3 separate regions of the Homo sapiens genome follow, and all the other regions are linked to region 1. A link is a loop called in an ENCODE intact Hi-C map of the cell type or tissue named here. Cell type or tissue: endothelial cell of umbilical vein. All regions are shown on one strand. Region 1 overlaps CHD2 (chromodomain helicase DNA binding protein 2). Region 2 has its middle 59 kb from the start of FAM174B. Region 3 overlaps SLCO3A1 (solute carrier organic anion transporter family member 3A1).

Region 1 (5,000 bases):
ATAAAAAAGTTAGACATAGCTAGGGTCACTTTTATGATTTTGGCATATAAAGAGTTGGCACTTATAAAATGTACATGGTTATGTAAATATGTTTTGTGTTTTAAAAATTTAATAGTTTTGAAATTTTCTTTTTGATATTGTGAAAGGAAAATAAATCTCGGTATCTCCAAATTACTAAGCCAAAGGGAAAAGTCAAGCTGGGAACTGTGTCAGGCAAACCTGCCTCCCATTTTTTTCCTAAATAAGATAGCTAGAAAAATAAAAATGCTACATACCTCCCTAACAATTTGCCCACAGGGAAATTCCTTGTGGACAAAGAACTCAAAGCCATCCCCTCTGTTCACCTAAGACAAATGCGTATCTGATTGCTTCCTCTGCCCTGTTGTTTTGCTAAGCCAGACTGAGGCATAAATGACTATGCCTCTACTCTCTTCTCACATGGAACTTGTGTATTCAGTGAAAGGCTAATCAAGAGACTTAAAAGAATGCAACTGTTTGTCTATTATCTACCTATGACCTGGAAGCCCCCTCCCCTGCTTCCAGTTGTCCGGCCTTTCCAGGCCAAACCAGTGTGCATCTTACACATATTGATGTCTCATGTCTCCCTAAAATGTGTGAAAACCAAGCTGTGCCCCATCACCCTGGGCACATACCATCAGGACCTCCTGAGGATGTGTCACGGGCACGTCCTTAACCTTGGCAAAATAAACTTTCTAAATTGATTGAGCTCTGTTTCAGATACTTTTGGGCTCACAGTATTTACAGACATAATTCAGCCCTAATCTAGCTGCTGCATTTAGTTGCATAGTGTGAATATTTCACATTTTACTTTTACATTTTCATAAATGGGTATATGGATTATTTAGGTTTTGTTATGAACAGAGCTCTGAATATTTATTTGCCTCGTCCTATACAAGTTTGATAATTTGTCTACGTTACATGCCCACAAATTGAATTACAGGATTCATACACTTTTTTATTTTTTTGAGTTGGAGTCTCACCCTGTTGCTCAGGCTGGAGTGCAATGGTGCAACCTCAGTTCACTGCAACCTCCAACTCCCACGTTCAAGCGATTCTCCTACCTTGGCCTCCCGAGTAACTGGGACTACAGGCGCGTGCCACCACGCCCAGCTAATTTTTGTATTTTTAGTAGAGACGGGGTTTCACCATGTGGTCCAGGATTGTCTCAGTCTCCTGACCTCCTAATCTGACCACCTCGGCCTCCCAAATTGCTGGGATTACAGGCATGAGCTACTGCTCCTGGCTGATTCGTATACATTTTAAGGGTTACTGGCTATTCTTACAATTATTTAATACTAAGAGACTTTAATTTCTGCAAAGCAGATGAGTGCAAAATAACCAGTTATAATGTTTCCCAAGTTAACAGAGGTTTAGTTATTTTTAAAAATGAGTTTATTGGCCATTTCAGTTTCTTCTCCGTAATTGCGTATCCATTTTCTTTGTGCAGTTTTTGGTTGGATTTTTGATAGGTAATTCTTCATATGTTGTGTATCTATATACTTTGTTATGTGTACATTGAAATTTTGTTTCCCAGTCCGTCTGGGAAACAAGTTACTTGTCTTTTAACCTTGTTTATAGTAATAACTTATTCTGAAGAAGCACAGGACTTGAACCAAAGGTGGAGAGTTTAAAGAACTACATCCAGTATTCTTTACCAATAAGAAATGTGTGGCCAGGCGCAGTGGCTCATGCCTGTAATCCTAGCACTTTGGGAGGCCAAGGCGGGCAGATTACCTGAGGTCCGGAGTTCAAGACCAGCCTGGCCGACATGGTGAAACCCTGTCTCTACTAAAAATACAAAACAATTAGCCAGGTGCAGTGGGGCATGCCTGTAATTCCAGCTACTCTGGAGACTGAGGCAGGAGAATCGCATGAACCCTGGAGGCGGAGGTTACGGTGAGCCGAGATCACGCCACTGCACTCCAGCCTGGGCTACAGAGCGCGACTTGGTCTCAAAAAACAAACAAGCAAAAAGAAAAAAAAGGTGTGACCAGTCAGTCTTCTTTGCTTTTCCATCTTAAGACACATAGAAGTGACTGAGAAGGAATAGTTATGCAATGACATCGGTTTAATAATCAGTTCAACTGAAGAATGTATGTAAATAAGGGCAGTGATACCTAACGCTGATAGTTGATAGTGTGGATTGCATAATTCAGACTGTGGGGTGATATCTTACACACGCACATACACACACACACTCTTGGGCTTTGTCTTCTTTATAGGTAAGGATTAGGAGAATTTTGACATATGCCTGACACAAAAGTGCTCCGTAAATATTAGCTATTGTATCACTGGCAGGAAGTTAGCCTGGAAATAAGTTTTATGGAATTCCAGTGTAGATTGCTTTGTGATTGTTTTGCCAGATTTTGCTTTCACCCACAAAAACACTAAGCTCTGCCAACCAGTTCGGCCATTTTGTAAGTTAGCAAAATAAACACTAAAGTGAAATGGCGGCTTTTGGGCGGGGCTCCCACAGGCTGGCTCCTTTTAAGTGGAATGTTGCTGTGCTGCCCTCTTGTGGCCATTTGGGAAACCGCGATTAAAAATGGAACAGTAAGTGTTAATGGCACTTCGTTTCAAAGTCCAGTTCCAAGAAGGTTAATCACTCCGTTTTTACCTACTTCAGAAAGTATTTTGAAGAGATACCAAATTCTTTTTATCCACAAGCAAAAGGAAGTGGTAAACCTTTTTCTCATCAGCATTTATTTTTGATTGGAATCTGAATTCCCAGTTTTGACTTGTTTTTTTATCTGTGTGTTGTATTTTCCTTTTAATTATTTGTTAAGTAAAAAATTATAAAAGTTGTTTGCAATTTAGATGTTGAATAATTTTCAGATAGTTGTTTTTCGTGAAGATTCTGTATATATGTTGGATAGTCATTCCTGAAAATCCAATGTTTAATTGCCCTGTAACTAGTAAGCCACTGGTAGTCAGCTAATTTTATTACTTTGTTATTTAGGTGAAGGCTTAAAGGACTCCACTCACTAACTCAGTTTGACCCTTTCTATTAGTCTTGTGGGCTTTCTGCCTCCTCTACTAAACCAGCACTAAAGCTACAGCTTAGTACTAATAGTATTTACTATTATAATTATTAGGTATTAATGGCAATTCTACATAGTCTTTTAGGAAATGTCGTTTTTTTAAGGGAATAATATGAATATATATATACGTATATATACACATGTACGCTATATATACACACATATATACACATATACATATATATACATACACACATATATATACATACATATATATATATATTTTTTGAGACAGAGTTTTGCTGTTGATGCTTGGGCTGGAGTGCAGTGGTGTGATCTCGGCTCACTGAAACGTCCACCTCCTGAGTTCAAGCGATTCTCCTGCCTCAGCCTCCAAAGTAGCTGGGATTACAGGTGCATGCCACCATACCTGGCTAATTGTTTTTTTAGTACAGGCTGGGTTTCACCGTGTTGGCCAGGCTGGTCTTGAACTCCTGACCTCAGGTGTTCCACCCGCCTGGGCCTCCCAGAGTGCTGGGATTACAGGCTTGAGCCACCATGCTCGGCCCATAATTACACTTTTTTTTTTTTTGAGACGGAGTCTGGCTGTGTCATCCAGGCTGGAGTGCAGTGGCACGATCTCATTTTCCATTTCCAGTTTATTTAGTGATTATTCCTCTTACGAGAAGTATGAAAATTAAGTAATGACTTTGTTAAGGCTTTTTTTTTTCTTCTTTAAGCAGTTCCCCTCATTAGTACTTGTATTCAGTCTTACATCTGATTCTGGTTCCAAAAACAATTTAAAAACACTTTTTTTTTTTTGGAGACGGAGTCTTGCTTTGTTGCCCAGGCTGGAGTGCAATGGCACGATTGCGGCTCACTGCAACCTCTGCCTCCTGGGTTCAAGTGATTCTTCTGCCTCAGCCTCCCGAGTAGCTGGGACTACAGGCACACTACCATGCCCAGCTAATTTTTTGTATTTGTAGTAGAGATGGGGTTTCACCGTGTTAGCCAGGATGGTCTCCCATCTCCTGACCTCATGATCTTCCCATCTCAGCCTCCCAAAGTGTTGGGATTACAGGCGTGAGCCACCGCGCCTGGCCTAAAAACACTTTTTAAAAACACTCATTCAAATCTTTGCTGGTTTTGTGTAGGGTGGGATGTACTTGCCGCCCTTGGTTTGGATTTGGCTCTCATGATTAGACTTACTTTAGACAATTAACTAGTTTAGACATTAAAAATACTTAAGGTATATAATGAAGTGCTGTGAATTCACTATTAAGCTTCACTACTAAGTTTCAGTCATAAAATGTCACTAGTATCATTCCCTGAGAGCATCTGCCTCCCTCAACCCCTAAAGGCAAATATAGTTGTGAACTTGGTGTTAATCTTTTCTTGGGTTTGATTTTCATTGTTGTTATTTTTGAAATTACACAAGTAATCCATGGAACTCACAAGTATACTTCAAATAACCCATCCCTAACAGAGTAAACCAGTGTTAGCAATGTGGTGATTAAAATGCATTTATACACATAGATATATGCTGACAGAAAAACGGCTTTTTTTTTTCCCCAGAAGGTATTGTTGTGTGCATTGTTACATTTCTAGGAATCACTCTCCTACACAAACTCAAAAACACATAGCTGCACAAGAAGATACGTAGAAAGAAAGATATTTATGGTTACAGTCAACAGTTTCCAAATACAAATACTCTACTCAGAAATATGGAAAGTGTATCAGAGATATTTGCAACTTATTGATTAAGTGAAAAATCTGAAAATAACCTAAATGTACCGTTAATAGGGGAATGTTATATAAAATGTAGTGAATTTATAGTATAAACCAGTTCAAAGGGAATGAGATGGGCATCCATATAGACATATCCTGATGCGGGCATTGGCATTCCATTACATCCTATCTGCAGTGCTTCCCACTTTTCAACACAGAACACTATAAACATTTCTAGTTGGGCTGTTCTAGTTATCTTCAGTAAACTAA
Region 2 (5,000 bases), 200 kb before region 1:
CGAAAAAGGCAGCAGCGAAGGATAAATCTTCAGACAAAAAAGCGCAAACAAAAGGGAAAAGGGGAGCAAAGGGAAAACAGGCCGAAGTGGCTAACCAAGAAACTAAAGAAGATTTACCTGCAGAAAACGGGGAAACGAAAACTGAGGAGAGTCCAGCCTCTGATGAAGCAGGAGAGAAAGAAGCCAAGTCTGATTAATAACCATATACCATGTCTCATCAGTGGTCCCTGTCTCCCTTCTTGTACAATCCAGAGGAAAATTTTTATCAACTATTTTGTAAATGCAAGTTTTTTAGTAGCTCTAGAAACATTTTTAAGGAGGAGGGAATCCCACCTCATCCCATTTTTTAAGTGTAAATGCTTTTTTTTAAGAGGTGAAATCATTTCCTGGTTGTTTATTTTTTGGTACAACCAGAAAGTAGTGTGGGATATTGAATTATGGGAGGCTCTGACTGTCTCGGGTGTCAGCTTAACATTCCATAGATGGGGGGTTAGTTTTTATATCCCATAATACAAAGCATATTAAATGGCAATATGGAGTCAGTCCTGCATTTAATGTCTTGAACATTCTAAATTACTTCTATTACCATGTTGTTTTTTAGTAGAATTGTTTCCTAAAGAAAACCACTCTTTGATCATGGCGCTCTCTGTCAGAATTGTGTGTACTCTGTAACATCTTTGGTTGTGGTAGTCCTGTTTTCCTAATAACTTACTGTGCTGTGAAAGATTACAAATTTGAACATGTAGTGTACGTGCTATTGAGTTGTGAACTGGTGGGCCGTATGTAACAGCTGACCAACATGTGAAGATACTGGTACTTGATAACCTCTTAAGGAAAATTTGCTTCCAAATTTTAAGCTGGAGAGTCACTGGAATAACTTTAAAAAAGAATTACAATACATGGCTTTTTAGAATTTCGTTACGTATGTTAAGATTTGTGTACAAATTGAAATGTCTGTACTGATCCTCAACCAATAAAATCTCAATTATGAAAAAAATAAAAATAAAATGTGGCCTAAACAATAAATAAATAAATAAATACCAATTTCTCCAGGAAATGCACATCAAACCCCACCGCAATCACTTCATACCCATTAGGATGGCTCTAATTTTTTTTTAATCAGAAAATAAAAAATGTCAACAAGGATGTGGAGAAATTAAAACCCTTGTGTACTGCTATGGGAAAAAGTATGGCGGTTCCTCAAAAAATTAAACATAAGTTCCACTTCTGAGTATATGCCTAAAATAATTAAAAGCAGGGACTCAAATTTTTAAATGTTTATTTTTTTAATTATTTATTTATTTTTAATTTCAATAGTTTTTGAAATAGCCAAAAGGTGGAAGCAACCCAAATATCCTTAAACAGATTAACGGATTTTTAAAATGTGGTCTAAGTAAGTGGAAAAAGAAAATGTAGCATATATACACCATGGAACACTACTCAGCCATAAAAAGGAATGAAATAATGTCTTTTGCGGCAACTTGGATGGAGCTGGAGGCCATTATTCGAAGTGAAGTAACTCAGGAATGGAAAACCAAATACCATATGTTCTCACTTATAAGTGGGAGGTAAGCTATAAGTAGGCAAAGGCATAAGAGTGATATAATGGACTCTGGGGACTTGCAGGGGAAGGCTGGTCGGGGGGCGAGGTATAAAAGACTACACATTGGGTACAGCATACACTGCTTCAGTAACAGGTGCACTAATATCTCAGAAATCAAGGCTGAAGAATGTATCCACATGGCTGGGCACGGTGGCTCACTCCTGTAATCCTAGCACTTTGGGAGGCAGAGGCAGTCGGATCACCTGAGGTCAGGAGTTCAAGACCTGCCTGGCCAAAGTGGTGAAGCCCCGTCTCCACTAAAAATACAAAAATTAGCTGGGCGTGGTGGCAGGTGCCTGTAGTCCCAGCTACTCGGGAGACTGAGGCAGGAGGATCGCTTGAACCCAGGAGGGGAAGATTGCAGTGAGCCGAGATCCTGCCACTGTACTCCAGCCTGGGCGACAGAGCAAGACTCTGCCCCCCAAAAAAAAGAATGTATCCACACAACCGAACGCCACCTGTACCCCAAAAACTATTGAAATAAAAAATAATTTTTTTAAAAAAGGAAGAAAGATATGTGGTCTATACGTAAAAGTGGCAAAATGTGGTGATACACACACACACACACACACACACACACACAGGAATATGATTCAGGCTTATTAAAAGGCAGGCAATTCTGGCACAGGCTACAGCAGGAATGAGCCTTGAGGCCATGATGCTAAGTGAAGTCAGTCCATCACAAAAGGACAAATGGGACTGTGGCATTCCGCTTCTATGGGGTGCGGAGAGTGGTTAGATTCCTCCAGACAGAAAGAGCACGCTTGGCTGCCAGGGCCGGGGAGAGCGGGGAGAGGGGAGCGGGAGTTATCATTTCACGGACGCGATGTTTCGTCCCCTTTGATGAAGCGTTCTGGAGATGGGCAGTGGCGACACTCGCCCATATACGCAACGGCTGAGTGCACTCCATGCCACCGAACTGGTTAAGATGGTAAATTTTCTGTTGTGTGTATTCAACCACAATTTTTTAAGCCACTTTCTCCGTTCTTTCATTGAGAACTCCGGGGATCAAAGAAGAACGCCAGCTGCGGTGGACCGCTGAGGAATGGCCGGAGTCCGGGCGCGAGCGCCGCTTCCCCTCGCCCTCCTCCTCTCCCTTCCCGCGGCCCCTGGAGGCCGAGACCCATCCGCGTCCCGCGCGCGCTTTCCTCAGAGGCTCGGCCGGGCGCCCTGCTTCGAAGTGGGCCTGAGGAAGCCTCCGCCTCCGCCGCTGCTTTCTCCCCCTTCCTTCTCCAGCGGCTCCTCCAGGCCGCTCCAGAGACCCCGAGGACCCAAGGACGGTGCCGGGCGGAAAGTCTGTGCGAAGCTGGTGAAAAGGTTGCCCGGAGAGAGCGGAAGCTGTGAGGATGGGCAAAGCGCCCCTGCCCAGCCGCCCCGCCGCAGAACCGGTACACGCGCCTGCCCGCCCCGGGCGCCCCTTTGGCGCTGAGCTTTTCGTGCGGGGCGCGCATCCCTCTCCACTCCGGCTCTCTGGCGCCATCTTGTGTAGCTTTCTTAAACAGCCACAAAATGCGGATCTTTTAGGTCTCTAGTAACATGATTTCTCAAGTACAAAAATAGTTTCCGATATCTTATTGAAGAAAACATTTTCTTCTCTACAAGAAAGCAAAGTTTACCCATTGTTCTAGCACATAATGAGCAAGGCTTTGTTTCCTGAACATATTCGTAACTATTTCAAGGATAATCTTAAGTATAGAAGTTGGTTTTAGTCTAACGTCTTGCCTTTCAGAAACGACTTGGGAGACAGAAAGAAAGAAAAATGAACGTTTAAAATTTTATCAGAGCCAGACGAGGAGCAGGATAAGCCAAATATATTATAAACTCGTTTATATAACCCCTGTTATCTTGACTCAACAAGTAAGGTGCAAGTAGGCACAATTTAAACAACCACAAGTAGAATTAATATAACTGCAAGTCTAGTCAATTAATACAAAGGCACATGCAGTCCAGGGACCCCTGCCCCGTGATGCTAACAACTGAATCCACACTCACAGATCTGCTGATCTATGGGGTGGGCTGTGTTGCTAAAACCAAAAATTGACATCTCAAAGAGGGAGCAAATTAACACGCAATTGTGAAGAAAAATCCATCGTTGGTTAATCTAGCAAAAGTGCTTCCTCTAGTAAATTTAGTATCTGAATGTCAAGTACCAACTCAGAAGTTGAGACAAGCCTTTCTAATTCTCATGGAATTACAAACAAATTTTTTTTATTCCACAAAGAAATAAAGAAATACGAAGTGCTTCCAGCAAGTTACACGGGGGAAAGGGGAAAAAAAAGCCACTTTGGAGCTACAGTCCCACTTCTAGTTATTAGTGTCTTTGAGAGGGCTTTACAGTATCCGCTCTGCTCACAGGAGGCCTTAAGCTGCGGGGAGATTCATGGGACTCAGACGCAGGCTGTATTCTTGAGATCCAGCCAGGTTTTCCACCGACTCACTTCACTTTAGAGTCTGCAGAGTTCAAACAGAACAAAGAAGTAATAGGATCCTGCGGCGGGGAAGGAAGCTGGAGCCTTCCACACTTGGGGCCAAGCTGTAAGCCAAAAGATTAAGTTATAAAAGCAGATTCTTACAACTTGAAGTAGAGAAAGTCTCAATAAGGAAGACACAAACCCAGGAGTGGGAGGCTGCAGTGAGCTATGATCACATCACTGCATTCCAGCCTGGGTGATAGAGTGAGACCCCGTGTGTAAAAATAATAAAAAATAAAATATGGTAAAATATCGATTTAAAAAAAAAAAAAAAGAAAAAGAAAAAAAAAAGAAAGACACAGCACTTCCCCAGCAAGAAGGAAGGCCTATGGATGACACTTTTTTTTAAAGTCACATTTCCCAAAAATGCAAGGGTATCATCGCCGCAGTAAAAGGAGTCAGGCTCTGAGGTCGGAGCGCCCGGTGTGACTTGAGACAGCTTCAGCAGCAGTTCTGGGCCCCAGGACTCTCAGCTCCTCCTCAAGGTTAATAATTCCTGCCTCAGAGGACTAAAAGGAACAAAAGTGTAGCATCCCTAGGACAGAGTCTGGCCCAAGCAGGTGCTCAGTATATAGCAGGTGCCATTCCAGCAATGGTGATGATAATGACAGCCCTACCATTACTGAAGCAAACCTGCCACCCTCTCCTAATGGGCATTCGCATTCACTTACTAACAATAGCTAACACTCGTTGGGTACTTACTATGTGCTGGGCACTGTGCATCAAATTATTTCACTTAACCTGTGGGGCACTTAAATGTAGCCACATCTAATACCCCCACTTTACAGATAACAAAACAGGTTCAGAGAGGTTAGGTAATGTATTAGTCAGCATAGGCTAACTACTGTAACAAACAACCCCCAAAACCTCATGGCTCAACACAAAGTTTACACCTCCCCCATATCCTGGTGGCAGGAGCATGAGAG
Region 3 (5,000 bases), 820 kb before region 1:
CTGGAGGTGCAAGTGTACAAACGGGGTCAATGAGACAGAATATTGGAACATCCTTTTAGAAGACACTGTTGTGGTGGCCTTTGTGAGGAAATATCCACATTCAAAACCATTTTAAGCAGAACCTGTGTTCTTAGCAGGAAGTGCAAGTGCATTTCTCAGAATACCCTGAGTTCCCCAATCCATGATTGTGGGATTGAATGGGATGCTAGATCGATGGGCTAGACTATTCTGTGGTGACAGACAGTCCCAAAACCTCAGTGATTTTATACAACTAAGGTTTATTTCTTGGTCACACTACATATGCAGTGTAGGTCAGCAGTGTCAGGGTCAGGGAGACTTGGCTCATCGTGGTGACCTGTAGATCTACTCTCAGGATCGATAAGCATTCTCAGCCCCCCAGGCCCAGGCCCACAGAAGTTCCATCCTGACCCCAGCTTGCACAGTTACCAAGACAGGAAACCAGTTTTACTCTGGCCCTTGAAACCTCTACTCAGAAATGACATACAGTGTTTCCCCTCATATTTCATTAACCAAAGCAAGTCACGTGGTGTATTGGTTTCCTGTTGCTGCATAAGAAATAACCCCAAACCTAATGACCTAAAACAGCAGACATTTCTTATCATACTGTTTTTCGTATTTTTTTCTGTGGGTCTGGAATACAGGAGCAGCTTCACTGGGCAGTTCTAGCTCAGGGTCTCTTATGAGGCTGCAGTCAAGGTGTTGCAAGGTGGCAACCTGGTCTTGGATCATCCCAAGGCTCAGCTTGGGGAGGATCCACTTCCAAGCTCACTGCCATGGGCCCACAGGAGGGGACTACCTCACCGTGACACCCCTGAAGCAAACAACCCAAGAGAAGGTGAGAGAGAGCACCTGAGGCAGGAGTCACAGTCTTTTTATAACCTAATCTCAGAAGTGACATCTCATTACTTCTGCTGTATTTCGTTTGTTAGAAGCTAGTCACTTGTTCAGGTTTACTATGGAAAGAGAAGGGATTATTACACAAGGACCAGAATACCAGGCAGCAGGGACTTTAGGGGACCGTCTGGGTCATTGCCTACCATGTGCTGTCACATCTCTACCTTGTGTCTGAAAAGGAACACTATATTTCCATGTAGTTTAGCATGCAGCAAAGCCATATTTCCTTTCTCTCTGAAAACAGAGGGTGAGAAGCCATTCCAGCCTCTGCTTCTCATGCCGATCTATCCTCAGGATCAGTAAGAATTCTCAGTCCCCAGGTTCTCAATCCATCATCTCTTGACAATGCTAAATTTACTAATTCACCCCAAAGAAATAATGTGGTTTTAAATCCAAGTCGCTTTGTGATTCACTCCATTAATCCTACTGATATATTTACTTGTAGCTAATGATGTTACAAATTTCCAAGTGGAAAAAAAAAATCAGAGGCAGCCCTATTTATTTATACTTTTAAAGTGCTGAGTCTGTTCCGAAGGTGATTGAGTGCTGGTGTTTTGCAGCCGTCGGCTGGCCCTTTGAACCCGTTTCCTAGGGAGTGTGGTAACAGGTAGGCTGGGAAGACACAGGACACATGAAGTGAGTCAGTTTCCATCTTGCTCGTATAGACAGGCCAGCTTCCACCACTGCACCCAAGGCAGCACAAGACAGGGCCAGCAGAGGGGATAGAGAGGAGGCATACTCCTGATGCAATGGGGAAGCCACCTTGAAGGGTAGCAAAGTGGCCAGATAGCATATTTTGCCCTCAGTGCTATCAGTGGTGGCCTTGAACCAAAAGCCTGCGAATGACCAGAATATCTGAGCTGGAAAGAGCCTCAGACATCATTCCTTTCCAACTCTTTCATTTTACAAATGAGGAAACCAAGTCACAGAGAGGGGAAGGGATGTCCCCAATCCAAGGAATGTATCTCTATAAAACCCCGATCTCCTGAGCCTGCCTGTGGAGATTTCACTCACCAAACTCTCTTAGGAGAATGAAACAGCACCTTTTCTCAGTGCCTGAAATGACCAGCGGGTAGACAGATGGCTGGAGGGGGCTTAGCCCATCCACTCCCAGTTCCCTCCATTTGCTGAGACTGTTCCTTCAGCCTGGAATGCTGTTCCCATCTTACTGTGTTCGGCATCTCTGTTTGCCCGTTAAGGCCCAGGGTGGAGCGGTGTGATCCATGGTTCCAGGCTCATTGGCTACTTGGTGCCTGCATGGATGTAAGGCAGGTGGGCTCCTTTCAGTCCCGTGTGGGCATCTCGCTGATGACAGGCTTCCCCACCAAGTTGATAGCGGACTTCCCTTTCTGTTTCCAAAGAATGCAAGGTGCATTGTCAGTCACGGTCTTTGTTTGCGTCCTTCCCGGAGGCACCGTGAGGCACCGTGTGGCACAGCTCTTTACCGGTAGAGGGCAGAAGAATATCATTTATCCTATTTAGGGAGTCAGCCATAGAATTCTATAGTTGCCAGCAGTTTTTATTGTTTCTAGTCTTGTGAAACTTGCCGCCTGCAGGTGGATTTGGGCTGTATTTGAGGAGGGGATTCTTAATTGCTTTAGGGCCTCCCCTATCTTTTCCTTGCTTTCCTAAAACAGTGCTCTTCTGTAGGGCTGTCCAATGTATGGGAACATTACTGTAGGCATTAATAGGCAAGGGCCACACACGTGGACACATGTTTCTGAAGTCCCCACTGAGATTGGGGTCCAGGAAAAGCAGCAGCCTAAAATTTGTGGGGAAGGAGCAAGGCAGGTCCACAGAGGGCCCTCGTTATGGGGTAGATGGAGGAGAGAAGGCGGCGTCCACCACATAGCCTGGTGCCAGCATTGAGAGGAGAATCCAGTGAGGAAGCCTGGTTGAAACTTGTGAGTAGATGCAGCTGGGGTGCCAAGGAGGGCTGGTTGTAGACATGGGCCAGTTCTGGGGTGACAGCCCCCACGGGGCACCTTGCCTGGAGGTCCCAGCTGGCTCCACTTGGACATGGGCTGCTCCCGCTGCTGCCTTTCATCCATGTTTGATCGCTACGTGGTTCCCTTTGCTCCTCAGCTCAGGGAGAATAAATCCCTCCCCTGAGAGCTGGGGGAGGAAATGATGGTGCCTCCAGAATTTCTTTTTTAGGTTCTTTGTTAACTGAAACCCAGGTGAGAACAGGACCTTGAAAAAACGGACTTAGTAGCAGAGTACATATCTAATCACTGCCTTGGCCAACCTTAACTATGTGGGTTTATTACAAAAAGATTAGTAGTAACAGCAGCCATGAATTGGTCACTTCTTAAAGCTATACATAGATTGCCTCATTGGAGCCTCAGCACATTCTCATGGGAGTGTAGATCCTACTGTTAGGTGAGGCATTATCATGCAGTGGTTAAGAATTCAAGCACTGGAATCAGACTCCATTTGAATCCTGACTACACCCCCTTATGAGTTCTGTGATCCTGGGGACATCGCACACACATCCTGAGTCTGTGTGTGGATGGCATGAGTTACTCATGCAAAGCATTTAGCACAGTGCCTGGCATATAGTAAGCACACAATAAATACTTATAATAAGAAATCCGAGAGAGGTTAACAGTTTCCACAGCTAGGGATAGAGCAGGGATTCATCCCCAGGCCTGTCTGACCTCAAAGCCCCACTCTTAACAGAACAGCTGGCTTCCCTGAAACATCTCCAGGAATTTAGCCAGAAGGCGGCTCCCTTCCATGGACAAAGGCCTTGCTGAGATGGCCTAGCCTCACCAGCACATCCATGCAGACTTGTCCTGAGGCACACACCAGCCGGCCTCGCAGAAGGCTGCATGGCGTTTGCAGCTGGAACAAGATGTGGCCATCTGTTTGCTTCACAAAAAAGGTCAACAGACTGAGAGCCTCCTGCTCTGCCATCCTGAGGGCTGGCTGCTACTGCTAGATTCCTTCATTTTGGGCTAATTAGCCCAATGGCTGCGATTCTAGATGTTCAATGCCACCCTCCAGCCTTAGTCCCTTCCTGTCTCCAGTTTCTAATTAGGTTTGTAACTTAATGATACTCTTGGAATTCTTGAGTCCCATAGCAAAAGTTTGGCAACATAGGTTAAACAAATGGGTAAATGAACTACAAAAAAAAAAAAGTCCATATGGCACAGGAAAAAGAAGTAAATGTCCCCAACTTGCTTTGATCTCCTCTTCTCACAATCTCAAGTATCCTCATGAGCGTGTGGGTGGGTTGGTTGGTTAGTTTTAAACTGGTTTAACTGTATTTCCAGTGACTTTTCATTTGATCTTGGAAATGGGTGGAAATCTCCATGAGCCTCCTAGTTCAGTTAACCTTTGACAGAGAGAGCAAACAGCTGTCAACAGCTCTCAATTCACCCAACACAAGCAAGAAATAAGAACAACCCAGAAGTCAGATACAAAGAGTGGAAGGGTTAGAAAAATTGATCTTGTAAGGCCAGGCATAGTGGCTCTCACCTGTAATCCCAGCATTTTGGGAGGCCGAGGCAGGTGGATCACCTGAGGTCAGGAGTTTGAGATCAGACCAGCCAATATGGTGAAACCCTGTCTCTACTAAAAATACAAAAAAAAATTAGCCGGGCGTGTTGGTAGGCACCTGTAATCTCAGCTACTTGGGAGGCTGACGCAGGAGAATTGCTTGAACCCAGGAGGTGGAGGTTGCAGTGAGCTGAGATCTCACCACTGCACTACAGCCTGGGCAATAGAGTGAAACTCCATCTCAAAAAAAAAAAACAAAAAACAAAAAAACGGAAAATGGATCTAGAAAAGGAGAAACACCTTCTATGCCTGTTGACACCTATGTCAAGACAAGTCCAAGCTGTGCCTGGCTTCATGACAGATATTTCATGGTACACCCAGTGTATGGCTCTTTGCTCTACTCTGCAACCCTTTTCTCCTGTCCCCTTTACCAGACTTCCCTCCGAATGAAATGGCATCTGTTCTCATCATCTGGAATGACCACGGGGTAGATTAGTGGCTTGATGAGGGAGTTGAGCCTATTTACTTAGAGTCCCCAGAATGTGCCACACCTTGACTCAGCCTGTTCCCTCAGCCTGGGA

Evidence for each region. Hi-C counts contacts between places; a loop is a spot of excess contacts. Peaks named below come from ENCODE experiments on the same cell type or tissue, not always from the same donor. Only the 100,000 strongest peaks of a DNase experiment are listed, where the experiment ranks them.
Region 2: a loop joins it to region 1, with 11 times the contacts of the local background. A loop is called at or near these places in 3 of 110 quality-filtered maps.
Region 3: it touches region 1 in a loop (11-fold over the local background); 2 of 110 quality-filtered maps call a loop at or near these places.

What each region holds. Positions count from the first base shown.
Region 1 is chr15:92,915,586-92,920,585 of GRCh38, forward strand. The region is part of intron 2 of CHD2 (chromodomain helicase DNA binding protein 2); the gene reads left to right. Among named protein-coding and RNA genes, the nearest start is that of MIR3175, 14 kb to the left of the region's middle. RefSeq lists an enhancer at 1,714-2,550. In endothelial cell of umbilical vein, a CTCF peak has its summit at 2,526 (motif pointing left); DNase peaks (open chromatin) are centred at 396 and 2,456; H3K27ac peaks cover 793 bases.
Region 2 is chr15:92,711,914-92,716,913 of GRCh38, forward strand. It overlaps the pseudogene HMGN1P38. Among named protein-coding and RNA genes, the nearest start is that of FAM174B, 59 kb to the left of the region's middle. RefSeq lists silencers at 2,792-2,841, 2,952-3,101. In endothelial cell of umbilical vein, a CTCF peak has its summit at 3,108 (motif pointing left); DNase peaks (open chromatin) are centred at 2,308, 2,818, 3,088 and 4,038; H3K4me3 peaks cover 863 bases; H3K27ac peaks cover 935 bases.
Region 3 is chr15:92,095,404-92,100,403 of GRCh38, forward strand. All of the region lies in intron 3 of SLCO3A1 (solute carrier organic anion transporter family member 3A1), which reads left to right. Among named protein-coding and RNA genes, the nearest start is that of SLCO3A1, 240 kb to the left of the region's middle. In endothelial cell of umbilical vein, a CTCF peak has its summit at 2,358 (motif pointing right); a DNase peak (open chromatin) is centred at 2,358.